2 separate regions of the Homo sapiens genome follow, and region 2 is linked to region 1. A link is a loop called in an ENCODE intact Hi-C map of the cell type or tissue named here. Cell type or tissue: dorsolateral prefrontal cortex. All regions are shown on one strand. Links, peaks and the distances in the headings refer to the core of each region. The heading gives the core; the rest is flanking DNA. Region 1 has its middle 9.9 kb from the start of HTR3B. Region 2 overlaps HTR3A (5-hydroxytryptamine receptor 3A).

Region 1 (15,040 bases), core at 1,749-9,748:
TGAGCCGAGATCACACCACTGCACTTCAGCCTGGGCGACAGAATGAGACTCTGTCTCAGAAAAGAAAAAAAAAACAAAAAACAAAAACAGGGCACATCATGTTGATCATGTCGCTAACTTATTCTCAAATGATTGTGGGGGTCTAGGGGAATTCTTTGTACTATCCATCCAATTCTGCTATACATTTGAAAATATTTCAGAAGAAAGAGTAATTTAAATGTAACTTGGTGGAGGAACTTTGGTACACAGTTATGGAAAGTTTATCTGAGAAATACTCTTTAGAGAGGGTGGGCAGATAAATGGGGCTTCATCAAGAGGGAAGATCATAGAGGACTGATCTGGCCCTCAAAGTCTCAGCTCTTCCTATCAGTTCTTTGAATTGTCAGCTTCTACTTATGGGATGAATTAGGACAAGAGAAAGGCAAGCTACAGGCAATATAGCTATGTAGGTAGCAGTTTTTATGGGAAAGCAATGCAGAAGCATCCCTTTATGCAAAGGTTTAATTGAGGCGATGATCGACATTGCATTCTTGCCATGCATTGTAGTAAGCTATGACTCTAAGTCAAACCTTCTGGGGACGTGCTTCCCTCCCTTTTCTTTGCACTTTCTGATATGCCCATCTGTTACTGGAAGGCCATTACTAATGATGTGTAATACAGGTACATTACAACTTTCATTAGCTAACTTAACAACAGTCTAGTAATCCTGCCCATTATGGCTCTTTATTGGCTGATGAATTCTGTCAAGATGGCAATGATTTTGTATGAGTGACTTGTCTTCAAAGTAGTTTATATACAATGCTTCCTGATCTTTCCTTGACAGCCTTGCTCTGTACTGTCAGCTGGCTTAGATCTTTCTTTTTCTAATCTTAGTGTCCTGTCTGGACTTTGTTTACTCAGTACTTTTAGCTTTTTTTTTTTTTTTCCCTAAGAGGCAGAGTTTCACTCTGTCGCCCAGGCTGGAATGCAGTGGTGTGATCATGGCTCACTGTAGCCTCCATCTCCCAGCCTCAAGCAATCCTCCCATCCCAGCCTCCCATAGCTGGGAGTATATGTGTGTGCCACCACACCTGGCTAATTTCTTCTCTTTTTAGTAGAGATGAGGTGTTGGTATGTTGCCCAGGCTGGTCTTGATCTCCTGAGCTCAAGTGATCCTTCCGCCTTGGCCTCCCCAGTAGCTAGGAATATAGGCATGCACCACTACACCCAGCTCATACTCAGTTCTTTTAGGTTTGGTATTGCTCCTCTCCCCACCCTTCAGTTTTTCACAAAAATGGTCCCTCCTCACTATCTTACATACAGCATTTTTCATCCACTAATATGGTTTGGCTGTATGTCCCCACCCAAATCTCATCTCAAATTTCAATCCGCATGTGTCAGAGGAGGGGCCTGGTGAGAGGTTATTGGATCATGGGGGCAGATTTTCCCCTTGCTGTTCTCATGATAGTGAGTTCTCATGAGACCTGATAGTTTAAAAGTGTGGCGCTTCCCCCTTCTCTCTCTCTCTCCACCATGGATGATGTTGCCTTGCTTCCCCTTCCCCTTCCACCATGATTGTAAGTTTCCTGAGGTCTCCCCAGCCATGCAGAACTATGGGTCAATTAAACCACTTTCTTTATAAATTACCCAGTCTCGTGGATCACCTGAGGTCAGGAGTTCGAGACCAGCCTGACCAACATGGTGAAACCCCATCTCTACTAAAAATACAAAATTAGCTGGGCATGGTGGCCCATGCCTGTTATCCCAGCTACTCAGGAGGCTGAGGAAGGAGAATCGCTTGAACCCAGAAGGCAGAGGTTGCAGTGAGCCGAGATTGCGTCATTGCACTCCAGCCTGGGAACAAGAGCAAAACTCCATCTCAAAAAATAAAACAAAATAAAATAAAATAAATAACCCAGTTTCAGGTATGCCTGTATAGCAGTGTGAGAATAGACTAATACATCCACCCAGAGAAAGCTTTTTATCTGCATTGTTTCTGCTAATTCCCCAGACATCATCCTTGGAAGGATGAGTGTGGGGGTAAGTCTCATTCTAGCCTTTCCAGCAGATCAGTATATGTAAGTCAAAATTTGGAATCATGAGGGGCTAGGCATTTGGACTTCTTTCTTTTTTTTGAGATGGAGTCTTGCACTGTTTTCCAGGCTGGAGTGCAGTGGTGTGATCTCGGCTCACTGCAACCTCTGCCTCCCAAGTTCAAGTGATTCTCCTGCCTCAGCCTCCCGAGTAGCTGGGACTACAGGTGCATGCCACCACACCCGGCTAATTTTTGTATTGTTAGTAGATACAGGGTTTCACCAGGCTAGTCTCGAACTCCTGACCTCAGGTGATCCACCTGCCTCGGCCTCCCAAAGTTTTAAGATTACAGGTGTAAGCCACCTCACCCAAACGTGTTTGGACTTCTTAAGTGGCATTACTTGGGTAAAAGAAACAAAGACTTAATCTGGGATTTGAATCTGCGATTCTCTTACAGAAGTTCAGGCCAAGCCCATCATTAAGAAAGTACCTGAAAATATATTTCTTTTAGAAGTCCCCACTTCACATCCCCATGAGCCTTTGCACTCTGTTTCTCCATTATTTTCAAGTAAGATATGGCACCTATTAGATCGACCGATGTCTTTTGGAAGAAGCAAGGGGAGAGGGTTTATTATGCAAACATAATAAGGAAGTGTTTATTATGCAAACAGCAACTGAGTTATGCGTCCTTTAAGACTACTAAATAGTTTTTAATTACTGCTATACCAGTAAATCCCATAAATATGCAAATGCAATTAGTTCAAAAAATAGGCCTTAAATATCTTTATTCCTCTCCAACAAAGTTCTTTGAAGTTAATCGCTAACTCTCTTTGTTCACTCCCTTGGCAGTCATGCTAAAATTGACAGGAATTTTGACAGATGTACATATTCGGGGAACCAAATTTTCTGAGCACATCTGGTCAGGCTGGAGGAAAAAAGCAGAAATGGACATTCCAGCCAAACTCAAACATTTAATGAGTAGAGTCCCATATGAAATTTCTGTTACTCCACAGTGTTTTCCTCTGAAATCAATATCAAGCTAACCACAGAGGAGGCACCTCAAGTCCAAAGACACACTCAGCATTCGATTTTCCTCTAGCTTAGAATTTCATTTTTAATAATAATGCACATTTTACGGTCCTTAAAAAGTAAACAAATAAACAAGGGAATGGAGTCCCTCATGGTTCTGGCCTTTCGTGGTTTTTGTGTCATGGTTTTCTATGGGAGGTCATAGAGCATAAGATATAAGGTCCCAGGCCTTCAAGTCAGACTTACCTCATTGTGCATCCTAGCTTCATCGCTTGCTAGATGCTCATGGCCTTGGTCAAACTCCTTACTGCTTCTAAGCCTTAGTTTTCACATCCTTAAAGAGGGTTTAAACAGCATTGAGTTAGTTTTCTACGGCTGCATTAAAAATTACCACAAATTTATGGGCTTAAAACAGCACTCATCTAGCTCACAGTCCTGTAGGTCAAAAGTCCAGGAACAGAATGAACAGATCTGCTCAGGGTCTCACAAGGCTGAAATCATGGTCACGTGCTGGAGCCAGCTCTCACTGATCAAAAAGACCATTGTTTTTTCATTTGTTTCCAGTGATATCAGTTGGTAAATTGAAATCAGTCAGCCAGGAGCAGTGGTTCACACCTTGGAAGCACTTTGGAAGGCTAACTCAGGCAGATCACTTGAGCCCAGGAGTTCAAGACCAGCCTGGCTAACGTAGTGAAACCCTGTGTCTACGAAAACTACAAAAAAATTGCTGGGTATCGTGGTGCGTGCCTGTAGCCCCAGCTAGCTGGGAGGCTGAGGTGGGAGGATCACCTGAGCTTGGGGAGGTCAAGGCTGCAGTGAGCTGTGATTGTGCCACTGTACTCTAGCCTTAGCAACAGAGTGAGGCTCTGCCTCAAAAGAAGAAAGAAAGAAGGAAAGAAAGAAAGAAAGAGAAAAAGAAAGAGAGAGAGAAAAAGAGAAAGAAAGAAAGAGGAAGGAAGGAAGGAAGGAAGGAAGGAAGAAAGGAAGAAAGAAAGAAAGAAAGAAAGAAAGAAAGAAAGAAAGAAAGAAAGAAAGAAAGAAAGAAAGAAAGAAAGGAAGAAAGTCATAATGACAAAATTTGTCACATGGAAATCAGCAAACACTCCCACCAGGACCCCTCCCACCAGCTGTTTTCAAAACATCTAACTACATGCTGTGACCACTCCCTTGATCTTACAAGGCCTCATATATTCCTACATTACAGTACTCATTCAGGTGTGTTATAAGTATTTGTTTACTTTTCTGTCAGTCTAGAATTTGGTGAATACCTTGAAGGTGGAGCAATGTTGTGTTATTCAGCTTTATATCTCCATCGTAGAGCTTGGCACCTAGTAAGTGTTCATTGAGTGTTCCAGAAAGATGGGAGGAAAACAGGGAAGAAAGAATTAACAAATGAACAGAAAAGAATTCTGGCTTATGCCAGAAAGATGATGCCAAGAGGAATCCAGCCTTTTCATAACCACATCCAAGATGAGATACACTCACCACCCATTTCACAAAGGATGGGTGAGAATGACAACTTGGTTCTGAAGCAAGATTGCCTTTATTTGGTTTGCTCCAGAACCAGGGAGCAATTAGTGCAAAAGACAAACATGAGACACCGGTGCAGGCAGATCATGAGTCCCTTTGACTCACTCAGAGTGTACTCCAAGTTCAGAGATTTTACAGTCCTTGGGGGTAAGATGTACCCCAAAAGCTAGAGGAAAATAGAAGGTGGAAGGAACTTGGAGGAACACAGAAGCTTGCTGCTTCTGTTTACGCTCCCAATGACATCAATTCCAAGAAACCGCTTAGTGAGACTACAATATACGACAGACAGTCTTACCCTGTACACTATGTTGTTTAGATCTTCTGCACAGATTATGGGCCTTGAAGTCTTGCTGTGCCAGCACTGGGGGATCTCCCCTGATCTATGGCTCACTGTAGGGCCCCCAACATTTCCATTTAGACCCATTTAGACATTTTCTGGGGAAAGGCAGTCAATTACTGCAGCCAGTGAGATGTTCTGGTTCAGGTGTAAATCTCTGGATATTTCCATCTCTGCTATGACTCAAGATGAGGAAAGATCTTTGATCCTTTAGAAATTTATTTATTTATTCATTCATTCATCCACTTAGTAAGTAGGAAATTGTGATAGACATTGACAATCTATGGATAAGAAAGCTGGGGAGAGGTGGATTGGAGGTGACAGATAAGAAATCTTTGAGAGAAACGCCTATAGATGGATGAACTGGAGAGGACCCAGGCAAAGAAAGGAGCCCAGACTTGGAGTGGGAGTAGGTGGAGGCTTTTCACAAATAGCATTTGTGCTGAGTACTGATATTCATCTGAGTGGGGAGAGGGTGAACGGAGCTCCCAGCAAAAGGAATTGCACATGAAAGGGCTGGAGGTTGAGATGAGAGTGCATGGTGCCTTCTGGGAACGGGGTCGGGGGGAGGGTGCAAGCCTCACTTTGTAAAATTGGGGGAAGATAATTCTAGACTCACATGAGTTGAAAGAATTCAAAAGTTCATGATGCAGAGTGTTGACCGGGGATAAAATAGGAAAGTGAAATATTGTATAAGTCTGTATAAGTGCTGTTATTATAAATCTGTCTCCAAATGGCCTATAGCAATTATTCTAAAATGCACAACAGCTGTATTTGTCCCCCTTCTGCCATTGCTGAAATTTACACTGTCATCGCGCCAGGAGGAAGGCTTGGCACTAATAATAGGCTGGCTGAGTATGGCTGGAGTGTGACAGACCCCTAGTTAGAGCCCAGAAAGACTGAGAGCAGAGTGGGGAACTGTAAAGCTCTGAGGAAATTCGAGTTGGTGGCTGTGAATATAATCAGAGCACCACCTTGTGGTGGCTGTCGTGCCTGCCTTAACCAATTCTGCGCAACCCCAGAAAACTATGCCAACTCATTTTAAGTTTTATTATACAGTGCACTTTCAAATGATTTCAAAGTCATTTCAGGCCTCTCTTCATGTCACCACTATTCGTCTTTGCTGTAAATTCTCCTCTTTGCGTTCACCAGCACCAATCCACACCAACCCATTCGATCTGTTTTCACACAGCTTATGACCGGCCAGTTCCTTCCTCCTACCTCCTTACTGCAATTCTTCCAAACTCTTGGTCCCTAGGAGCTCCCAAGTTTCCTGGGAAACTGACTCAGTAACTTCTTTTTTTCTTTTTCTTTTTCCTGAGACAGGGTCTCGCTCTGTCACCCAGGCTAGAGTGCAGTGGTGTGATCATAGCTCACTTCAGCCTTGACCTCCTGGGCTCAAGTGATCCTCCCACTTCAGCTTCCAGAGTAGCTAGGACTACAAGTAAGTATCACCATGCCTGGCTAATTTTTTTTTTTTTTTTTTAGTTTCCCTATGTTGCCTAGGCTAGTCTTGAACTCCTGGGCTCAACTCCTGAGACGCCTTAGCCTCTCAAATTGTTGGGATCATAGGTGTGAGCTACCATGCCCAGCCTCAGTGACTTTTCACAAATGGCATTTATGCTGAATACTGATATTCAGCTGGGTGAAGAGAGGGTGAACGGGTGAAAGTTACAGTGTAACTTTCCTACTGTCTTCCTAAGAATGGGAATAAGTCTTCTGCACATCTGAAAAGTTATAAACAATATTATTAAAAGCCATATCAGGGATTTACTACGAAGATAGGACCCCAGAGGGACTAACTGCGTCTTCTAGTAGAGTAAAGCTCGTCTCTGGCCACCCAGCGGGCCAGTAACACAGTGTCCTGGTAGGCAGACTGGTGTATCAGGTTTCAGAGGATGCCCCAGGGAACAGGACTAGAAGTATATGAGCTCTTTAAAAGCACAAAGCAGTCGTTTCCATGTTCAGATTATTTAGAGATTATGAAGGCACCAACCCTGCTTTCGATCTGCATACAGTCAAGTGGAGCAGACACAAGTCAATAATCGCAGTAGAGCCACTTAAGTTTTCTAAAAGAGATTTATCAGCAGGTTGCAGGTGAACATGGCCTTGAGATAAATCCTGCCCCTTGTTGAAGTACAGTTTCAGTAGATGGTTCATGGTATTTTAAGAATTGGAATTTTTTAATAAAAATAAAAAAGTTTTGTTTGGTTCTGTTCTAGATTTATTTTTCCTCCTAAATAAATGAGAAAGATGTTTCAACAAAGGTTCTTTATGCTGAATAATTGTGATGCTTGAAGGTGGTAATCTGCTTTGTTTAAGTGGATTTTAAATGTCAGACAATTCTAGACAGTTTTCTCTTGGTCAAATAAAAATTTAATTAAAAGTTAAAAAAATTAAAAGCCATATCAAATTTTAATATTGACAGGAGGGATAAAACTCTGTAACGCTGACTGTCTTAGATTAGGTTTCCCTGAAACATACCTATAATAAGGCTTTGTGTACAAGCAATCAATTTTAGAAATACTCCCAATAGAAATTGGGAAAGGGGAGCGTGGTTTCAGCTTGAACCCTCAGGGAAACTTGACAGTGAAAACCACACAAGGGAAGCTGGCCTGCACACTCTCACTCCCACCTGTCAGCTGTTGGCTAAGGGGAACAGGGAGTGAACTCCCAGATATTTCCTGGTCTTTTCCTGGGCAGACAAAGCTTTAGTAGCCAAGGAGACGTCTCCAACAAAAGTCCTAGGTGTGGGCCTTGGAAGCCACAGTGCAGGGAAGCCAAGAGAGGGAGTGCAGAAGAGGAACGGAGGTCTGAAAAGATCTAGAAAGACCACTATCAGTTTCTGTTTCAGAGACAGCACAGACACACGGGAGGCACTAAGTTTCTTATTCCTTCAGAAGACAATTAAGGCCAGGCATCATGGTATCACGCCTATAATCCCAGCAGTTTGGGAGACAGAGGCGGGTGGATCACTTGAGGTCAGAAGTTCGAGACCAGTGTGGCCAACGTGGCGAAACCCTGTCCCTTTTCTTTCTTTCTTTCTTTCTTTTCTTTTCTTTTTTTTTTTGAGACAGAGTCTTGCTCTGTCACCCAGGCTAGAGTGCAGTGGAGCAATCTCAGCTCACTGCAGCCTCTACCTCCTGGATTCAAGCGATTCTCAAACGTCAGCCTCCTGAGTAGCTGGGATTACAGGCGCCTGCCACCATGCCCGGCTAAATTTTTTATTTTTAGCAGAGATGGGGTTTTGTCATTTGGCCAGACTGGTCTCAAACTCCTGACCTCAAGTGATCCACTTGCCTCGGCCCCCCAAAGTGCTGGAAGTACAGATGTGAGACACACCCAGTCTTGAAACCCTGTCTCTACCAAAAAATACAAAAATTAGCTGGGGTGGTGGCATGCATTTGTAATCCCAGCTACTGGGGAGGCTGAGGCACAAGGACCATTTGAACCCAGGGGGCGGAAGCTGCAGTGAGCAGAGATTGTGCCACTCCACTCCAGCCTGGGCAACAGAGCAAGACTTGGCCCCCCAAAATAACAATAGGCCAGGAGCGGTGGCTCACGCCTGTAATCCCAGCACTTTGGGAGGCTGAGGCTGGCGGATCACGAGGTCAAGAGACCAGCCTGGCCAACATGGTGAAACTCTGTCTCTACTAAAAATACAAAAATTAGCCGGGCATGGTGACTGTGCCTGTAGTCCCAGCTACTTGGGAGTCTGAGGCAGGAGAATCGCTTAAACCCGGGAGGTGGAGGTTGCAGTGAACCGAGATCATGCCACTGCACTCCAGCTTGGGTGACAGAGCGAGACTCCATCACAAAAAATAATAATAATAAATAAATAAAATAAAAATAAATTTAAAAGAAGACAATTAAATTTCCAGTAACCTGATGATTAACTTTGCAGAGCCCAAACATACAGAAATACAATTAACACTTTTCTTTTTCTTTTTTGAGACAAGAGTCTCACTCTGGGCCGGCCGCGGTGGCTCAGGCCTGTAATCCCAGATGGAGACAATCCTGGCTGAGATGGTGAAACCCCGTCTCTACTAAAAATACAAAAAAATTAGCTGGGCGTGGTGGCGGGTGCCTGTAGTCCCAGCTACTCGGGAGGCTGAGCAGAAGAATGGCAAGAACCCGGGAGGCAGAGGTTGCAGTGAGCTGAGATCGCGCCACTGCACTCCAGCCTCGGCGACAGAGTGAGACTCCATCTCAACAACAACAACAAAAAAGAGTCTCACTCTGTCATCCAGGTTGGAGTGCAGTGGCGCAATCTCAGCTCACTGCAACCTCCGTCTCCCGGTTCTAGCGATTCTGGGGCTTAGCCTCCTGAGTAGCTGGCATTACAGGCACCCACCACCATACCTGGCTAATTTTTGTATTTTTCGTAGAGATGGGGTTTCACCATGTTGGCCAGGCTAGTTTCCAACTCCTAACCTCAAGAGATCCTCCCACCTCAGCCTCCCAAAGTGCTGGGATTACAGACGATGCCATCACACCTGGCTAATTATGTGTTGTGTTGCTTTTTACTTTTTTTTTAGACGGAGTCTCGGTCTCTTACCCAGTTTGGAGTGCAGTGGTGCGATCTGGGCCCACTGCAACCTCCGCCTCTGGGATTCAAGTGATTCTCCTGCTTCAGCCTCCTGAGTACCTGGTTTCACAGGCATCCTTGGGATCATAACCATCACATCTGGCTAATTTTTGTATTTTTTAGTAGAGATAGGGTTTCGTCATGTTGGCCAGGCTGGTTTATTGCTTTTTTTTTTTTTTTAAAAGATGAACTCTCGCTCTGTCACCTAGGCTGGAGTGCAATGGCACGATCTCGGCTCACTGCAACCTCCCACTCCCAGGTTCAAGCGATTCTCCTGCCCCAGCCTCCCAAGTAGCTGGGATTACAGGTGTGTGCCACCACGCCTGGCTAATTTTTGTATTTTTGGTAGAGACGGGGTTTCACCATGTTGGTCAGGTTGGTCTCGAACTCCTGACCTCGTGAGCCACCGCACCCGGCATTGCTTTTTTCAAGTTAATATTTCTCCTCCTGGCCAGGTACGGTGGCTCACACCTGTAATCCCAGCACTTTGGGAGACTGAGGCAGGCGGGTCACTTGAGGTCAGGAATTCGATACCAGCCTGGCCAACATGGTGAAACCCCATCTCTACTAAAAATACAAAAATTAACCGGGCATGGTGGCGCCTGCCTGTAGTCCCAGCTACTTGGGAGGCTGAGGCGGGAGAATCACTTAAGCCCAGTAGGTGGAGGTTGCAGTGAGCCGAGATCGCACCACTATACTACAGCCTGGGCAACAGTGCAAGACTCCATCTCAAAGAAAGAAAAAAAATATTACGCCTCCTGGAAAAAGCTCTTTCCCCAAATATTTGTTGATGACTTTGCCATAATTTTACCAGAGTCACATGGTTCCTATCTTGACCACATATTTTAAGAATAAAATATGAAATTTTAAAATCTGAAGTCTAAGTTATACTGCTGTGATGTCTAAGCAAGTAATCTGCAAGCATGGCAGCACATGAGGCTCATCGAGTATTTTTAAATGACCTGGGTCCCATCTCTATAGATTCTGACATTATGGTATAAGATGGGACCCAGGGGCGGGCGCGGTGGCTCACGCCTGTAATCCCAGCACTTTGAGAGGCCAAAGTGGGCAGATCATGAGGTCAGGAGATCGAGACCATCCTGGCTAACACGTGAAACCCCATCTCTACTAAAAATACAAAAAAAATTAGCCGGGTGTGTTGGCTGTCGCCTGTAGTCCCAGCTACTCAGGAGGCTGAGGCAGGAGAATGGCATGAACCTGGGAGGCGGAGCTTGCAGTGAGCCGAGATCGCACCACAGCACTCCAGCCTGGGCGACAGAGCGAGACTCTGTTTCCAAAAAAAAAAAAAAAAAAAAAAAAAACAGTGGAATTGAGTGGGTATGGCTATTGAGTTGACTTGAACTCAGGAAAAAGATAAAGAAAAACAGAGAGCGATTAACCAACAATTAAAAGCTGAGTTTGGCTGGGTGTGGTGGCTCACACCTGTAATCCCAGCATTTTGGGAAGTCGAGGGGGGCGGATCACAAGGTCGGGGGATCCAGACCATCCTGGCCAGCATGGTGAAACCCTGTCTCTACTACAAATACAAAAAGTAGCTGAGCGTGGTGGTGTGTGCTTGTAATCCCAGCTACTTGAGAGGCTGAGGCAGGGAAATCACTTGAACCAGGAGGTGGAGGTTGCAGTGAGCTGAGATCGCGCCACTGCACTCCAGCCTGGCAACAAAGCAAGACTCTGTCTCAGAAAAAAAGTTAGACCGGGCGTGGTGGCTCACACCTGTAATCCCAGCACTGTGGGAGGCCAAGGTGGGCAGATCACTTGAGGTCAGGAGTTTGAAACCTGCCTGCCCAACATGGTGAAACCCAATCTCTACTAAAAATACAAAAATTAGCTGGGCGTGTTGGTGCAGGCCTGTAGTCCCAGCAACACAGGAGGCTGAGGCACGAGAATCACTTGAACCCGGGAGGTAGAGGCTGCAGTGAGCCGCACTCCAGCCTGGGTGACAGAACGAGACTCTGTCTCAAAAACAAAAAATGAAAAAACAAAAATTAGTCATGCGTGGTGGCACATGCCTGTAGTCCCTGCTCCTCGCGGGGCTGAGGCATGAGAATCACTTGAGCCTGGGAGGCAGAGGTTGGAGTGAGCCAAGATTGTACCACTGCACTCCAGCCTGGGCGACAGAATGAAACTCTGTCTCAAAAAAACAAAAACAAAAACAAACAAACAAAAAATTTCAATTATTTTGTGAGAACAAAGCTATTTTCTTTCTTTTTCTTTCTTTCTTCTTTTTTTTTTTTTCCTGAGACAGAGTCTCACTTTGTTGCTTAGGCTAGAGTGCAGTGGCTCGATCTTTGCTCACTACAACCTCTGTCTTCCAGGTTCAAGCAATTCTCCTGTCTCAGCCTCCTGAGTAGCTGGGATTGGAGGTGTGTGCCACCACGCCCAGCTAAATTTTGTATTTTTGGTAGAGACGGGGTTTCACCATGTTGGCCCAGCTGGTCTTGAACTCCTGACCTCGTGATCCGCCCCCCCTCGGCCTCCCAAAGTGCTGGGACTATAGGCTTGAGCCACTGTGCCTGGCCCAACAAAACTATTTTCAATCTGTCATTTAGAAAAGGGAAAATAAGCTCTTTATAGCTCAGTTAAAGATGAAGATGAGGTCTCAGCTGGACATGGTAGCGCATGCCTGTAATCCCAGCACTTACGTCAGGAGGCCAAGGCAGGAGGACTGCTTGAGGCCAGGAGTTCAAGACACAGATGAGGCATTATATCAATAAAGTGGCTTAGATTTTTAGGGTTTTTTTGTTTTTGTTTTTGTTTTTTTGACAGAGTTTCACTCTTGTTGCCCCGGGTGGAGTGCAACGGAGTGATCTCCACTCACTGCAACCTACACCTCCCGGGTTCAAGTGATTCTCCTGCCTCAGCCTCCTTAGTAGCTGGGATTACAGGCACACACCACCATGCCTGGCTAATTTTTGGGTTTTTAGTAGAGACAGGGTTTCGCCATGTTGGTCAGGGTTTCTCCATGTTGGCCAGACTGGTCTCAAACTCCTGACCTCAGGTGATCCATTCGCCTCGGCCTCCCAAAGTGCTGGGATTACAGGCGTGAGCCACCGTGCCTGGCCTAGATTTTTAGTTTTTATGAAAACCAACACAGAGACCCCCAACATCTTGCTATGGTTTGAATGTCCCCTCCAAAACTCAGGTTGAAATTTAATTGCCATTGTGATGGTAATGGCTGGGTGCAGTGGCTCACCCAGATGGGACAGGCTAGGTGCAGTGGCTCACATCTGTAATTCCAGTACTTTGGGAGGCCAAGGCAGGTGGGTCGCTTGAGCCCAGGAGTTCAAGACCAACCTGGGCAATATGGTGAACCCTATGTGTACAAAAAAATACAAAAAAAAATAGCTAGATGTAGTGGCACACACCTGTGGTCCCAGCCACTTGGGAGGCTGAGGTGGGAACCTCACTTGAGCCTGGCAGGCAGAGGTTGCAGTGAGATTGGGCCACTGCACTCCAGCCTGAGTGACAGTGATTAGGCCATGAGGGTTCTGCCCTTATGAATGGATTAATGGCATTTTCACAAGAGTGGGTTCCTGATAAAAAGCAAGGTAAGCCCCTCTTGTCCACTCTTGCTCTCATGTGAGCTCCTTTTAATTTTTGCCTTCTGCCATGAGATGACTCAGCAAGAAGACCCTCACAAAATGCCAACACCTCAACCTTGGACAAAAACTTCCAGAACTGTCAGAAATAAATTTCTTTTCTCTATAAGTAACCATGTCTGTGGCATTTCTGTTACAGCAACACAAATGGAATAAGACACCTGTGTACATGGGTAGAAAAGGCAAGAGATATGTCATAGCTTTTCTCATATGATACAAAAGTGTCATGTTTGTTAAACAAATTTTGTTCCAAGAAATCCCTCTGGCAATCCCCAGAATCTGCTCTGAATGTGTATGCTTATTCAGTAGTGTCCTCAAAGTGATAGAAAAGTGGCTCTTTACTCTTTCCAGTTTGAGCAATGCATATTTAGTTTTTTTCTTTAAATTTAATAATTAAAACTTGGCCAGGCTGGGTGCGGTGGCTCACACCTGTAATTCCAGCACTTTGGGAGGCCGAGGCGGGTGGATTACGAGGTCAGGAAATCGAGACCATCCTGGCTAACATGGTGAAACCCTGTCTCTACTAAAAATACAAAAAATTAGCCGGGCGTGTTGGCCGGCACCTGTAGTCCCAGCTACTCGTGTGGCTGAGGCAGGAGAATGGCGTGAACCCGGGAGGCAGAGCTTGCAGTGAGCCGAGATTGCGCCACTGCACTCCATCCTGGGCGACAGAGCGAGACTCCGTCAAAAAAAAAAAAAAAAAAAAAGCAAACAAAAAAAACTTGGCTGGCACAGTGGCTCATGCCTGTAATTCCAGCACTCTGGGAGGCAGAGGTGGAAGGATCATTGGAGGCCAGGAGTTCAAGACTAACCTAGGCAACATAGGAAGACCCTGTCTCTACCAAAAAACATAGTTAAAATTAAAATTAAAAAGTATTCAAGTGCTAACACATAACGTTCAAAATATTTTCATTATGTTCTTCAGATAAGCTCATAACTAGATCATTCAGATTCATCATGATCAAGTCAGATAGGGTTGGTTTTTGCCATCATTCCGTTCTCTGTCTTGCCAATGAAATAAGAATATTTAGTATAATAGAAGAGTTGTTGGTAATACTATTCATCTTTCCACAAAGCTGAGGAAATAAAAGTTGAGACTCCTCCACTTTAAATAACATGGCTAGCATTTTTTTTTTTTTTTTGAGACAGAGTGTCACTCTGTCACCAAGGCTGGAGTGCAGTGGCCTAATGTCAGCTCACTGTACCCTCCGCCTGCTGGGTTCAAGCAATTCTCATGGCTCAGCCTCCAGAGTAGCTGGGATTACAGGCATGCACCACCACGCCTGATTAATTTTTGTATTTTTAGTAAAGATGAGGTTTCACTATGTTGACCAGGCTGGTCTGGTTCACCTGCCTCGGCCTTCCCAAGTGCCAGGACTACAGGCATGAGCCACTGTGCTTGGCCCATGGATAGCAATTTGATTTATTTATTTATTATTTATTTATTTAGGGATGGAGTCTCGTTCTTGTTGCCCAGGCTGGAGTGCAATGGCGCGACCTTGGCTCACTGCAATCTCCGTCTCCCAGGTTCAAGTGATTCTCCTACCTCACCCTCCTGAGTAGCTGGGATTACAGGCAATCGCCACCACGCCCAGCTAATTTTTTTGTATTTTTAACAGAGACAGGGTTTCGCTATCTTGGCTAGGCTGGTCTCGAACTCCTGACCTCAGTCAGGAGTCACTGTGCCCGGCCTATGGCTAGCAATTTTAAGCGGAAGTACTGTTCTTTTTTATTTTATTTATTTATTTATTTGTATTTTTGTTTTTATTTTTTGAGACAGAGTCTCATTCTGTCACCCATGCTGGAGGGCAATGGCTTGATCTCAGCTAACTGCAAACTCCACCTCCCAGGTTCAAGCGATTCTCCTGCCTCAGCCTCCCAAGTAGCTGGGATTAAAGGCACCCGCCACCATTCCCAGATAAT
Region 2 (14,945 bases), core at 6,946-14,945, 97 kb before region 1:
TACTTTGGAGGCTGAGGTGGGAGGATCACTTGAACCCAGGAGGCAGAGGTTATGGTGAGCCAAGATCATGCCACTGCACTCCAGCCTGGGCAACAGAGTGAGACTCTGTCTCAAAACAAAACAAAACAACCAAAAACAAACCCAGAACTTGTGGATGTTCTAGACATGAGAGAAAAAAGATGGAATGACACCCAGGTATGTTGTTGGGACCCCTAAGTCGGTAGTTGTGACATTCACTGAAACAGGAAACATAGAAAGTACAGCTTGTAGGAGGGGGTTGATAGCAAATTGAAATCGCACATGCTGAGTTTGAGGGGGATCTCCAGGGGACGATGTTAGATAGAAACTAGATATGTAATTCAACAGTGCAGTCTGGGTTGGGGACACAGATTTGAGGGTTAGGAGCCCATTGGGTGGTATCTGAAGCTGTGAGAGTGGATGAGGTCTCCCCAGCTGTAAAGTTAGAAGAGAGGAGACCAAGAGCAGACCCTGAGGAACACGAAGACCTAAGGGTTATCAGTCAGAAAACTGTAGCAAGCCAGTAATTGAAAAACAAAAACATACTGCTATTCAACTAGCTTCAATGATAAGGAAAGTTATTTCACATAACAAGCGGTCTCAGTCCAGGGTGTCTGTAGGGTTAGTTTCTAGATCATGAGGTCCTGGTATTAGTGTCCCAGTGCTGCTATAATAAAGTCCCACAAACTGGATGGCTTAAACCCACAATGTATTCTCACAGTTCTGGAAGCTAGACGTCAAAATCAAGGTGTCATCAGGGCCACACTCTCTCTGAAACTGGCAGAGGAGAATCCTTCCTGGACTTTTCCACCTTCTGGCGTTACCAGGAGTCCTTGGCATTTCTTGGCTTGTGGATGCACCCCTCCAGCCTCTGCCTTTGCCATCACACGGCCCTCCTCTTCTGGAGTGTCTCTCTCCTCTTGTTACACCAGTCATGCTGCATGCAGGGCCCTCCCTGTTCGAGTAAGACAGTGTAACTAATTACATCTGCAATGGTCTTACTTATTATATCAATAAGGTCACATTCTGAGGTGCTGGAGGTGAGGATGTCAACATTCCTTTTGGGAGCACTCAATTCGGCCCATAGAAGACCCTTTCCATCTTTCTGCTCTGCCATTCTCAACATGCTGGCTTGCCTGTAGGCTGTTCCTCACTATCAAACCTGGCTACCACAGTCCCAGGCACCACGTCGGCACCACAGTGTTCATCAGATGAAGAGGGCTCATCTCTTCTTCATGTCTCTTCTAGAAGCAAAGAAATCTCTCTGAGACCTTCTCCTCCAGCAAGCTTCTCATCTCACATTTGCAAAAATTTTATCATATCCGTGCCTAATCCAATTACTGGAAAGGGGAACGAGACCACTCACTCACCATGATTGGCTTGGACCAGTGGTTCTCAAACTTGAATACGCATCAGAATGGCCTGGGGTTGGTTAAAACACAGGTTGCTGGATTCCACCCCCAGAGCTTTCAATGCAGTAGGACTCAAAAGAGACTCAAGAATTCAATTTTTTTTTTTTTTTTTTTTGGAGATAGAGTCTGGCTCTGTCGCCCAGGCTGGAGTGCAGTGGCGCAATCTCAGCTCACTACAAGCTCCACCTGCTGGGTTCACGCCGTCCTCCTGCCTCAGCCTCCCGAGTAGCTGGGACTATAGGCACCTGCCACCACGCCTGGCTAATTTTGTGTATTTTTAGTAGAGACGGGGTTTCACTGTGTTAGCCAGGATGGTCTCAATCTCCTGACCTTGTGATCCACCAGCCTCGGCCTCTCAAAGTGCTGGGATTACAGGCATGAGCCACCGCGCCCGGCCAAGAATTCAAATTTCTAACAGTTCCCAGCTGAGGTGGATGCTGTTAGTTCTGGACCACATTTTGAGAACCGGTAGTTTAGACTGACCAGGATTCATTGCAAGGACTGGGCTCAACTCTCAGGAACTCCATTGCCACTCAGAGGAAGGGGGATGCTTGGCCAAAATCAGAATTCCATCAGAAAGGAGCAAGGGAAGAAAACTGTTAGGTAGGCAACAAGTAGTGTCTGCCTCAGAACGGACAAAGGGCAGCCAAGAGGAGACTGAGAGGGAGGCGCCCAGATAGAGGAGAAGAAAGTCAGAACAAGGTGGCATCAAAGGAGCCACAGAGAAGAGATTTGGGAGAGTGTGCTCAACACTGTTAATGTCACAGAGAGGGAGCACTGAAAAGTTTCCATTGGATTGGACAACTAGGAAGTCTGTATTGATCTTAGCAAGAGCAGTTTAGTTTTGAAAACAAGACGTGAGAACAATTATACAAAACACAAAGTGATATATGCATCATTATCTGCTACTGACGATGCCAAGTGCTAGAGCTAACTCATGGATTCCTTGAATCCAGGTGATGAGATGAATAAGAGGAGGCAATGGGGTTTTTCACTGCTGAGCAGTGAAATAAGTTTTCAGAACTGGGGGTTCAAACACAGTCTGAGCTGGGGTTCAAACACAGTCTGAGCTCAGGTTCAAACACAATCATATCCTCAGTCCTGAGTTACAGACAAGATTGTAGGAAGAAGTTTATATATCCTAATCTATTTGCTGGTCCACACATAGCTGCCACATATGTTCAGATACATACACTTTATCCACCTATCCCACCTGTTCCTCTCTATGCATGCACATTAATTGTTTAGCTTAATATACATACAATTATCTGCAGAAGAATCCAGATTCTGCCACTTGCTACTGGAATACCTCTCTTGGCCTCCATTTTTCAACTGTGAAATAGAAATCATAATTGAACTTCTCAGAGTTGTTGTGAGGATTAAGTAAAATCATGTGTATAAATAAAGATGTATATGTTAGATTATTATTATAGCTACACATGCATTACTCTTCCCACATATATAATAACAACACCAGCTAATTAGCATTTGATTCCCAAGTGTTGGATGACAAGTTTAAAAGTATATTTATAGCTATTGACTTATACCCACCTACGTATGTCTATACCTAGAGGTACATACACCTTTGCTTCCAGCACTGCAAATAAACATTTACACGCCACTTCTACCTGTCTCTGTGTCTTCCTAACAACTATCTACACAAACAATATGGAGACACAGAATCTCTAACAGTGACACTCATACATACAATGTCCTCTCTTTATGTAAATGAGAGATGCTCTATTCCAGGTCCTCTGAGAATCAGATGCCAAGACGGGATTAAATGTGCAAGGATTTTATTAGGGCAAAAGCCTGTGAGGGAAATGGGGAGGGAGCCAAGGAAGGCTGTGAGAGCTGTCAGACAGCGATGCAGTGCTGACGTGAGTGAAGGAGGGAGGGAAGGAAGCTTGGGCAGGATCTTCCCAGACTGCCAGGCAGCATAAGGAAGCTTTGGCAAGGCCACTGGGGAGTCCTCCAGCCTGTCAGCCCTCAGAGGAGTCCCCTGTCTCCCAGGAATAGGCCTCCCTTAGCATCCCTGTCCTGCTCAGTCACTGGCTAGGAGCAGCATGGCCTTGGCACAAAAGCAGCCATGGGCTGCCATGGATTTCAGAGCAGTGCTAGGGTCCTTGATCCATTACACCCACTGTAGTTGGGGGTGCAGGGGAGGCCATTCTCATGGCCACCATATGAGGTGCTATTCATTCATCCATTTTTGTGTTTGATCCAAACACTCCAAATTCAGTAAAACAGAAAATCAGTTCAAACCCAGGAGTCTGTGTGGTCCTCCCTGCCACCATGGCTGTTCCAGATGGTGCCTCTGCTCAGATTGCCCCTCAGACTGGCACCTCAAGATGGCCAGAGCAGTGGCTGCCCATGAGCTTCGTTCATCCTCTGCCCAGGCATGACTCGGGGAGCTCTGAGTAAGCCTATTTCTGCCATTCCCTAGCTACCTCCAGGGAAGACTTCTCCACCCAAAGATGGGAGAAGCCAGGACACTCTCGACCTGTGTCTCCGGGGAACCAAACCTCAGATCAGGCACAGGGTGAATGGGGGGAACCCCCTCCAGGACTCTGCACCATGCCTCCCTCTCTCTGGAGTCCATGACCTCCTTCATCCCAGGGTTGTTGCTGTAGCCCTGATCAGAGGACAGGGGATCTGGGGGCTCCATGTGAATCACCTTGTGCTCCAAGGCCAAGTTCCACTGATGAAATCACAGGGAGCTGCAATGATGAAGCCCAGTACTGTACAGATGAAAGTCTTATTTATGTGAAAGATATATCTGCAGAGGGAGCAATAAACCGCAAAGCAAAGTATGAAGGTTTGCAGCAAACGCTGTAAAGTTTTATATTCCTGAAAACTAGGGATAAAAGATGTAACCATTTAAAGCAACGTGGATAAAAGGGGCTTCCACACGATTGTAAAACAGCCTTATAATAGTTAATTGCTAGTTTCTTATTACAACAGAGAGAGTCAAAATAGCCTTTAAAATACCCAGCAATGGAAATGAGAGGAGAGAGAGAAGAGGACAGGAGGGAGTAACCTACTAAAAAGAAGGTTTGGGTCCCAGTTTCCAAGGGTTCTCAGAATAGAGACCACTCTCATTCCTGTAAGACTGCCCTGTCCACAGTACTGAGGGCTCATCACTGCCTGAATCTATCCTGCATGTTCCCATCTGCTGCAAAAGTGAAAGACACTTCACCTGCCTGGGCTGCAGTCTCTTCTTCTGTACAACAAAAGGGTTCGGGATCCCCCACAGGCCCTTCCAGCTCCAATACTCAGTCATCATTATTCACTCCGTGCCTCCATATTCTAGCCACTGTGCTAGGAAGGCAGGGACATGGGGGAGGTTAAGATTCTGAGAAGAGTGGGGAAGACAAACACTTAAATAGATCACTGGGGCCGAGCGCAGTGGCTCACGCCTGTAATCCCAGCACTCTGGGAGGCCGAGGTGGGTGGATCACTTGAGGTCAGGAGTTCGAGACCAGCCTGGCCAACATGGTGAAACCCCATCTCTACTAAAAATACAAAAATTAGCCAGGCATGGTGGTGCATGCCTGTAGTCCCAGCTACTTGGGAAGCTGAGGCAGAAGAATCACTTGAACCCGCGAGGTGGAGGTTGCAGTGATCTGAGATCACACACCACTCTACTCCAGCCTGGACGACAGAATGAGATTCCGTCTCAAAAAAAAAAAAAAAAAAAAATCATTGGAACACTGTGTAGTAAGTCACAGAACAGAAGTCTGTGTGGGCATGATACATGAGCCAAAGAGGAAGACATGAAGACTCCGTGGAGGAGATGAACTCTGAGTTGGGTCTTGTAGGTTGAGTAGGAACTTACCAGAATGACATTCTAGGCAGAGAAACTAGCATGTGTAAAGCCATGTGATGAGAGCTTCCTAAGTGGTACAACTCCAGGGGCCCATTCACATCAGAGTCTATGTAAATGGTGCACCCAGGCCTGTGCAGTACACAACCTCTGCAACCTGACACAGCAATGCTGTAAAGCTGGGGCCCCAGACACAAGCGGGAGATGGTGATGCTGATCCCACATCCCAGCATACATCATAGTAGACCTTTGGCGCAGGGCTTCTTACCCCGTTTGCCACCATCTCTCTGACATCGGGCCCCTTAGAGGGGCTGCTGCTTAGATATGGCCTGGCCCTAGAGGGATTTCTGTTTCACCCTCAAACTCTGGGAACCCCCAGGGAGCTTTCAGGAAGCTCTGAAGAGACCCAAATCTATTTCCCCCTTTAGCAAAAGCAATTGCGCATTCTCTTTACTCTGCAGGGAAGTATATGGGTTTCTCCTCTACAAATGGGATTATTATTGAAAAATAGACTTTCAAGGCAATGGCTTATCTGGGGATCCCTTGTCAACTCAGCTCCATAGAGCCAACTTTCCACCCCACGGAGCATGTCCCCTTTGCCAGCAGCGCCCCTCCACCCACCCCACGTACAAGGATGCCTTCTGGGTAAGGGTGGAGGGAGTGACCAGAACCCTGTCCTTCTGACGGTGGGGGGTGGTGGGGTGACGGGGAGGGAGAGGGGATTCCCTCAGAGCCCCTCCCCGCCTGCAGGCCAGGGCTCCTGACCCTCTCAGCGGCTGCTTCCTGCTCCAGAATCAGCCCATCCTTCTTCCTGGGGGAGGGGAGGGCAGAGGCAGGGCTAGATCTCCTCCTAGCTCTGTTGAGGACATGTGGCATTTGACCTGTGACCCCACAGGAAATTCTTCTGACCTGAGGCGAACCTCAGGAGAAAAGCCATGACCCCACAGTGGACAAAGGGCCTTGCTGAGACCTCTCCCCTCCTCCCCTAGCCGGAGTTCTCTTGACTCTAGGGGGCAGGTCAGAGAATCCCTGGGAATCAGAAGCTCACAGCCCAACCAGCTGGGTCTCTGGTCTCAGCTGGGGCTCTGGTCTCAGCTGAGGAAGAAGGGGAGAACCTGAGAGGTAGCGTCACCGTATGCCCTGCGTGCCTGGGGCAGCCCCACCTGAGGGCGTCGTCTATGTGCAATTGTCAATGCACTTCTTTTTCCAGGACAGAAACTCTCCGGTTTGGATGATAACTTTTATGGTCATCCTGACAGGAAATGGACTTCAAGAGAACCTGCGCTAGCACCCACTTCATTAATTCTACAAAGATTGAGCCTCTGTCCTATGCCCAGCATACCGTGCAGGACTCGATATGGCACTGGGTAAAATCCAGTCAAGTCCTTGCCACAGGGGATCATGGTTTTGGAAGACACAGCCCCAAACCCACTAGAGCACAATGTGGAACTTCCGGGGGAAAAGGATTCGTTTTCTTTTCTTTTCTTTATTTCAGACAGGGACTTGTTCTGTTGCCCAGGCTGGAGTGCAGTGGCACGATCACAGCTTACTGCAGCCTCGACCTGCTAGGCTCAATCCATCCTCCCGCCTCAGCCTCCTGAGGGACTGGGACTAGAGGGATGAGCCTAGCTACTTTTTTATTTTTTGTAGAGACGGGGTCTCACTATGTTGCCCAGGCTGGTCTCAAACTCCTGGACTCAAGCGATCCACCCACTTCAGCCTCCCAAAGTGCTGGGATTACAGGCGTGAGCCACCGATTCATTTTCTTCAGGGGTCTCAGAGAAGATTCACTCTCAGCTGCCTCCACTCTTTTCTCCCTACTCAAACCAGCAGTGATGGTGAGAGCTGAAGAGTAGCCCAGAGAAGGGTTTTAGATATGGTCTTCCTTCTGCATGGTCCATGTCCCTGTTCCCAGCCCCAGTCCATTCATTCATTGCCATGCTCACTAAATACAAAGCGTGAGCTGTGTGTCAAGGGATGTGTGAGTGGAAAAGAGGGTGTGAAATATTTGCCTCCAAGACTTACAGGCTGGGAGCCAGATAAATGCTAAACAAATCACCCAACAATAAACACATGGATTACAGTTGTTGGGAGAGTACAGACGTAGGAGAGGGCATTGAGAGAGCACATCGTGGCTGAGGACAAAGTAGGAGGAGAAATGCTCTGCTCACCTTCAGGGGACTTTTAGGAGTGAACACCTCATGGGAATTTTAAGCCCAAAGACAAGCCCATATGGATTTGAGTTTCATTAGTAAGAACCAGAAAAACGAGCCCTTGGGGGAAAAGGGCAGGGGGGGTGGAAGGGTTGACCAAGAAGAAAGGATGGAGTGCACAGAGCTGGAGCCTGAGCCCTTGATTAGGTGTCACGCAGATGGAAAGGCAGGATTTCCTGGACCTGAAGCTCAGAAGGTCTCTAGAGGTCATCCTGTCCATCTCCTGCCTCTACAGGAGAGGCTTGGAAGGGGTGGGTGTCTCTGTTAAAGGCTTCTGAGTGAATAATTCTACACCCATTCTGTGTTTAACACCTCTTGCTTCAAGAAGTCCTTACCACCATCTGGGCTGGGAGCAGTGGCTCACGCCTGAAATCCCAGCACTTTGGGAGGCTGAGGCAGGTCAGGAGTTTGAGACCAGCCAGGCCATCATAGTGAGACCCCATCTCTACCAAAAAAAAAAAAAAATTAGCTGTGAGTGGTGGCACAAACCTGTAGTCCCAGCTACTTGGGAGGCTGAGGCACAAGAATTGCCTGAATCCAGGAGGCAGAGGTTGGAGTGAGCAGAGATCATGCCCCTGCACTCCAGCCTGGGCGACAGAGCAAGACTCTGCTCAAAAAAAGTGCTTACCACCATCTAAACCCCTCATCTTCCCAGGAAGATGAGCAGATCCTGGGAGTAGGAGGAGGTAGGGAAAAGACAGAGGTCGTCTTTGGCCTGACCATCTGTCTCCTGCCAGTCTGGTGTCCTGGAATCATTACCTCCATGACTCTGCTTTTCTATTCTCTTCTTCTAAAGTTATAAAGGGGCTGGGCACAGTGGCTCACGCCTGTAATCCCAGCGCTTTGGGAGGCCGAGGTGGGCAGATCACTTGAGGCCAGGAGTTTGAGATTAGCCAGGCCAACATGGCAAAACCCTATCTCTACTAAAAATACAAAAATGAGCCAGGTGTGGACCTGGCTGGGGGAGGACCCTTGCCCTCCCCTAGCTCCTGCTCTGGGCAGCACCTCACTCTTGCCCCTCATTTCCTAGGACCATTGAGGAGCACCTCAGAGCCAGTGTGGGATGGGCTGGATTTGGGGCTTTAGAGACATGGGCAGAAGAGAAAAGCAGAGAGTCCTCCATAGCCTGTGTATACATGGGTTTTGGGTAAACCTTCATTGCCATCGCATGGTGCATGAGATTAAATAAATATAATCCCAGTTACTCAGGAGGATGAGACAGGAGAATTGCTTGAACCCAGAGGCAGAGGTTGCAGTGAGCCAAGACTGTGCCACTGCACCCCAGCGTGGGTGACAGAGCAAGACTCTGTCTAAAAAAACAAAGTTGTAAAGGAACTCAATATTCATCACCACAAAGTTGCCATTTTACACAAATGCCTGATAAAAAGTATTATTTCCTTTACAGTATTAATTCAACGGGTCTGTGATGAACCATACCTCAACTTTGTTGTGCAGGAAGCTTCTAGATTTATACATACGAACAATAATAAAACCATAGTTGAAATTTGTCAACCATTTACTTTGTGCCAGACCCTTTACCTGTATCAGCTCCTTTATTCTTCACAGCAATCCATAAGGCAGTGCTTTTATGATGTCACCTTTACAGGTGAGGAAACAGGGAAGTAAAGCAAAGTGCCTAAGGTCTCAGGATAGTAGACAGAATGATGGGCCCCCAAAGATGCCCACTTCCCAATCCCCAGAACATGTGATTATGTTAAGGTGCAAGATGAAAGGGACTTTGTAGTGTAATTAATTTAGGAATCTTGAGATGAGGAGATTATTTTAAATTATCTAGATGGGCCCTTTATAACCACAAAGGTTTTTATAAAGGAAAGATGGAGTTAGGAGAGTCAGAGAAGGAGATGTGACAAAGCAAAGCAGAGAAGCAGAGATGAGATACACACACACACACACACACACACACACACAGAGAGAGAGAGAGAGAGAGAGAGGAGTCAAAGGTACTGAGCTCCTGGCTTTGAAGCTGAAGAAAGGGACTGCGAACTGAGGAATACAGGTGCAGGTGTCTTGCATCTGGAATCCGGGAAAGGCAAGGAAACAGATTCTCTCCTAGATTTCCCAGAAGGAACACAGCCCTGTGGATCCATGTGTTGGACTTCTGACCACCAGAACTGTATGATAACAAATTTGTGTTTCACATTGGTGACTTGTTACGGCAGCAACAGGAAACTAGTCCACACAGCTAGCAGGAGCAACAGCACCTGCCATGGGATGGGTGAGGCAATCATGTCACGAAAACCCTACCTAGAACCAACTTCCTCTCTCCAGTCCTTGCCCTGGAGCCCTTTGATGAGTGAACATCTCCCAGGGTCGCGTCCTCCCCATCTAACCACGGACCTCGTCCTCCCCCAGCTCCTGCTCCGGGCAGCACCTCACTCTTGCCCCTCATTTCCTAGGACCATTGAGGAGCACCTCAAAGCCAGTGTGAGATGAGCTGGAGTTGGGGCTTTAGAGACATGGGCAGAAGAGAAAGGCAGAGAGTCTGTAGCCTCTGTATACGTGGGTTTGGGGTAAAATGGCCTTCTTTGCCATCAGGCATCAATATCTTCATTGCAACAGCAGAAAGGGAAATAGCTGGAGCAACTAACTACACGTGTAGCTGAAGGTGAGGTCCAGGTGTGAGCACATAAGTAGGAGGCTGAGTTGCTGGGGGATCTGCATGGGCACAGGTGTGTGATGGGGTGGGGACTGGGGGCTGGCCTCTGCCAGAGCATCAGAATAGAGTAAAAGCACTCCAAAGCACTCTGGAGCACAGTCCTTAATGATGGCCCAAAGGAAAGTATTGGCCTTGAAGGAAGGGGGCTTCAAAGGCCCCTGGAGAGGGATGAGGGTTTTATTTTGAGGCTGGGGGACGGAAGGGGGCAACAAAATAGTTCCTAAAGGCCCCTCCATAGAACTTCTGGACTTTGCTGCCACCTTGTGGAAACCACTTAGAAGGCAGGGTTGTGGCCGCCCCGGCCAAAGATTGACATCTCACTGGGGTCTTTAGGATGGATACTTCTTTCCATCTGAAGTGGGACGGGGGTTGGGAGGGGGGGGTTGGAGTTCTCCCAGGCTCATGGTGGTGAATTTCCAGGCTCCCCTAGTCCCAGCTGTCATACTCATGATGTGTCTGTCTGCCAAGAGTTTAGCTCTCTTTGCAGATACAGGGACACAGCAGGTGGTGTTGCATAGGAGGAGCACAGAAAAGTTTGCCAGTATCCCATAGGCTTTCCCAGAGCAGGAACTCAAAGGTGTGGTTTTAGGGAGGAACCGTGTGCAAAGAAGCTCTGAGTGTGCAGAGGCAAAGGAGGGAAGGTGGTAATGGGAGAAAAGAGTCAGGAAAGTGTTGGACACAGAGGTCTGGATTCAGCCTGATAGGGACAGGAGCTTCATCCCCCTCTGGGCTTATGCTGAGTGACCAGTTCATCTCACTCGCTCATTTGTAAAATGGGGACATGAAGGAGAAAGGCTTCTCCTCCACAGTGCCCTATGAGCAGTTCTCACCCATTCAGAATGAGATGTGAGCCATCCGAGAAGGGCCGATACGCCTCTAGCCGTCTCCCCACCACAGCCTCATGATTTCCTGGACTTTTGCTCCATATTGGGAGCACGGTCCCCACCACACCTATGAGCCATGTACTAATATGATTCCCATTTTACAGGTGAGAAGATTGAAGTACAGGGCAGCTAAGTGCTTGTCCAGGGTTTCAGAGCTAGCCTGTGTTGGGGCCAGATTTCAAGTTTTGAATCTCCCTGTTCACACGGCACTCTTTCACTGTCCTCAATAAGTATGTTTCAAAAAATGAATAGGAGTGGTCAGGCTTTGGGTGTGCCAGCTCTGGGAGCCCTCCCAACTGGACCTCTGATAGGAAATCAAGGCAGATCTTCTCTTCTTCCTGATCTGCCCCTTCCCAACCTCAACAGATAAAGGTCTCTTTTTAAAGTCTTCTAGGAAATGAGATTCCAATCCTTCCCTTTCCACTCCCGATCTAATTCATGTTAGTAATAGCATTATCAGAAAGTTCTTCCTACAGTCTAAACTCCATGCCTCCAGATAGTAGAAAGAGAATATAGATCAGGCTTCTGTTTCAGAGAGGGATATTCTTGGTCTCTAAAACCAGGGTTTAATTCTCTAACCATGACAGTCAGGGCTGGCCAATCACAGGCCTCAATGGGATAGCTTAAATTATAGAGGACCAAGTTAGAAAAAAGAAAAAAAAATACCCAACTTCCAGAGCTGATACTGCAGCTGATAATTAATTATCTGCTGTTTGTATGCACTGGTAGGGCTCCCCCAACCTCTCACTGATCAGGGTGCACAGTGTGGCCCGGGAAGAAGACCAGTGAGTTGGCGTCAGGTCAAGACTATTGTGTGGGAACCATCCAGAACCTTCTCGACTTCATCCTCCCCCCTCCACCCTTCCACTTCCCTCCAATCAAGGGAGGAGCTGCCCTCTTTCGCTCACCTCCCCTCCCCAAACATTTGGGAGGGAGGAGAGAGAGGGAGTGATTAGCACGGGGCATTGTCCCCAGATAATGGGCCCCAGCTGCTGCATGAAAGAAGAGACAAAGCGCCTGGCGGCTCCACATGCATTATCCCCTCATTAAATCTCTGTTATTAGATTAGATTCAAAATGTATTGATTCAGAAGCTGGGGGGAGGTGGGGGAGGGAAGAGGATCTGGCTGGTGAATGCTGAACTGCACCTCTCTGCAAGCTCTTCCTCCCCCTCCTTCACCCAACCAGGCAACTTTTCTGCCTCGTGTTCTCTGAAGGGAATCTCCCCTATGCCCATATCCTGGCCTCTGAGTGCAGCCAGTCTGCCTGAGCTATTCAGAAAACCACTGAGTGTCCACTCCTGGGAGGTGCCCTTGAGATCCTTGAGGCCAGGTTGCCAACGTCCAGAGGAAAGGCAGCCTCCTTTCCAGGATGGCAGGAGACAGACTCCATGGCTTTGAAGCAGTGCCAGTCACAAACTCACAGAAGGGTTCAGGCTGGGCACTTTCAGCACCTTTGATGGAATCTTTTTAGTAGAAATAACATCACTGAGAAACGGGGTAAATGGGAAAAGGAAATGAGAACTGAGTGTACTTGTTGGTGAATAGAGAAGGCTGCAGGAGAGAAGCGGAGATGGGCAAGAGACTTGGCAAGCTTCCCGGAAGCACTTATAAAGACATGAGTGTTTCTGGTCTCCTCTCTGCTAGGACAGAATGAGAGGCAACTGGCTAAAGTGTCAAGAGGAGGGGAGGAAGCAGCTTCCAGGAGGTATAACAGGTGGGAGGGAAATTCTGGATGTTCTCATACCCTCGATGGAGCAAAAGTCTCCTTGGGAGAAGACCAAGATTTGTACTGATGATCAGGAGTTAGTGCACTGCGGGGGTCTCTGGCCCTGGGCCTCAGTTTCTCATACCTGGGCAACACAGCCCACATGCCAGATCTATGAGCTGATTGGATGTAGCTACTGGAGCAGAAGATGTTACATGTGGTGGCTCATTCTCAAGGTGATTAATTGGCTGCCTCGATGCTGGGCTCTGTCACCCCATTGACTGTGGGTGAAGGGTGGGGAGAGAAAGATGGAGAATCAATAGGATGATTAGTGTCTTACTAGCTCTCTGGTTGGACACTTTGCCAGTAGCCACCCGTTTACTGACCAGTGATGCATTGACAGTGCCAGAATGTTCACCTTCCTATCCCTCTGGCCTGAGACATGAGAATCACCAAACAGCATGGCTAGTCCAAGCAAGTCCTAGTGGAATGGGGCAGCTTTTGGTTCTCAGACCAGGCTCCAACAGATGGGGGCCAGGGGACATCCCAAGAAAGAAGTGATGAACACTCCCCATCTTTAGCCCAATCTCTGCTCAGCAGGAGACAACGATTGTGAGGGCCAATCCCCAGCCTCACAATCTTTTGCTTTTTGCTGGGAGACCCTAATCTCTATCCATCAACAAAGCAAAAATAAATATAAAATTTCTAATGAATCCCTGATAACTAGAATCAAAAGCACATATGTCTGGAGTGGAAGTATCAGATGAAACTTCATTCCTAGTTCATCTTAGGAGCAACCGGCCAGTTAGACAGTATTCAATGACCAAACACCAAACCAGCTGGTGCTGGCCGTGGTGCTGAAGCTCTCATCTCCATTCCGTTGCAGTATCCACTTGCAGGGAGAGAGCTTGCTCCCACCTTCACTAAAAGATCATGAGCCCAGGTAACAGGGCTGTGTGGACCCTTCCAGCATCTTTCCAAGGGGTTGCAAAGCCGAGATTCCCCCTCTTTTCTCTCCATTGCTAAGTGTTCTTGGTCCTGACCCTCATACCTTAAATCCCACCTCCTAGTGTTTCTTCTTATAACAGCTACTTAAAGTACAAAGAGTAACTTACATAACTGCAAACCCACCATTTAATTTAAATTAAAAAACTAATATAACTGAGAATCCCTGTATACCCCTCCTTAGTCTCATCCTCCACTCCTTTTCCAGATCCCTAATATCATGAAGTTGGTGTTTATCCTTCCTGTGCAAATGCTTTTCAACCTATTTGTCATCTCCCAGTTTCCTGGGCCTAGAGGCACCAATCTCTTCTTCTTTTTTTTTTTTTTTTTTTAACAGAATCTAGCTCTGTCACATAGGATGGAGTGCAGTGGTATGATCTCAGCTCACTGCAACCTCTGCCTCCCAGCTTCAAATGATTCTCCTGCCTCAGCCTCCCAGTCAGCTGGGATTACAGGCATGCACCACCATGCCTGGCTAATTTTTGTATTTTTGGCTTTCTTTTTGTAGAGGAGGGTTTCACCATGTTGGCCAGGCTGGTCTCGAACTCCTGACCTCCAGTGATCTGCCTGTCTCGACCTCCCAAAGTGTTGGGATTAACTAACTGTAAATCTCTTCTTCTAACCATCCAACCTCTTCCCAAAGCTGCTGACAAATGGTTAAGAAGAGAGTCTAGCGGGGAGCGGGGAGGGATAGCATTAGGAGATATACCTAATGCTAAATGATGAGTTAATGGGTGCAGCATACCAGCATGGCCCATGTATACATATGTAACAAACCTGCATGTCGTGCACATGTACCCTAAAAATTAAAGTATAATAATAATAAAATTTAAAAAAAAAGAAACAAGCAAAATGTATAAATACAAAAAAAGAAAAAAAAAAGAAGAGAGTTTAGGGTTTCACTGCATTTTATTCTTCCCACTCCCATCATCTGATGGGGGATGAGTGTTCAGGGAAGCTGCCACAAGTGAGGTGAAGAAAAAAAAGACACTAGGGGTTAGAGAAGCCTCGTACAGAGTTATCAGGCCTGTGTAGTAGAGAGTTGGTTTTGCCTTCAACCTAAAAGCAAAGTTGTGAAAGAGAAGCAGAATTCCAAAGTCCCTTATTCAGGTGAGGGTCAATGGGGAAAAGTCCACAACTAGAGTGGACTTAGGGAGTGCCCGAGTTTCTCCTGATCTAAGACAGCATGTTTTAAAGCCATGGT

What was found. Hi-C counts contacts between places; a loop is a spot of excess contacts. Peaks named below come from ENCODE experiments on the same cell type or tissue, not always from the same donor. Only the 100,000 strongest peaks of a DNase experiment are listed, where the experiment ranks them.
Region 2: it touches region 1 in a loop (5-fold over the local background); 41 of 110 quality-filtered maps call a loop at or near these places.

The regions. Positions count from the first base shown.
Region 1 is chr11:113,887,332-113,902,371 of GRCh38, reverse strand. It overlaps a transcript of HTR3B not described here. Among named protein-coding and RNA genes, the nearest start is that of HTR3B, 9.9 kb to the left of the region's middle. RefSeq lists a silencer at 6,398-6,598. In dorsolateral prefrontal cortex, for the core only: a CTCF peak has its summit at 5,879 (motif pointing left); a DNase peak (open chromatin) is centred at 5,891; H3K27ac peaks cover 1,731 bases.
Region 2 is chr11:113,990,000-114,004,944 of GRCh38, reverse strand. It overlaps HTR3A (5-hydroxytryptamine receptor 3A), which reads right to left. Exons shown (of 9, transcript NM_000869.6): 9 at 14,632-14,945. LOC124902760 (a long non-coding RNA gene) reads left to right here. Exons shown (of 2, transcript XR_007062895.1): 2 at 8,875-8,984. Among named protein-coding and RNA genes, the nearest start is that of HTR3A, 22 kb to the right of the region's middle. RefSeq lists an enhancer at 14,851-14,945. In dorsolateral prefrontal cortex, for the core only: CTCF peaks have their summits at 10,199 and 10,399 (motif pointing left); DNase peaks (open chromatin) are centred at 10,403 and 12,614; H3K27ac peaks cover 1,510 bases.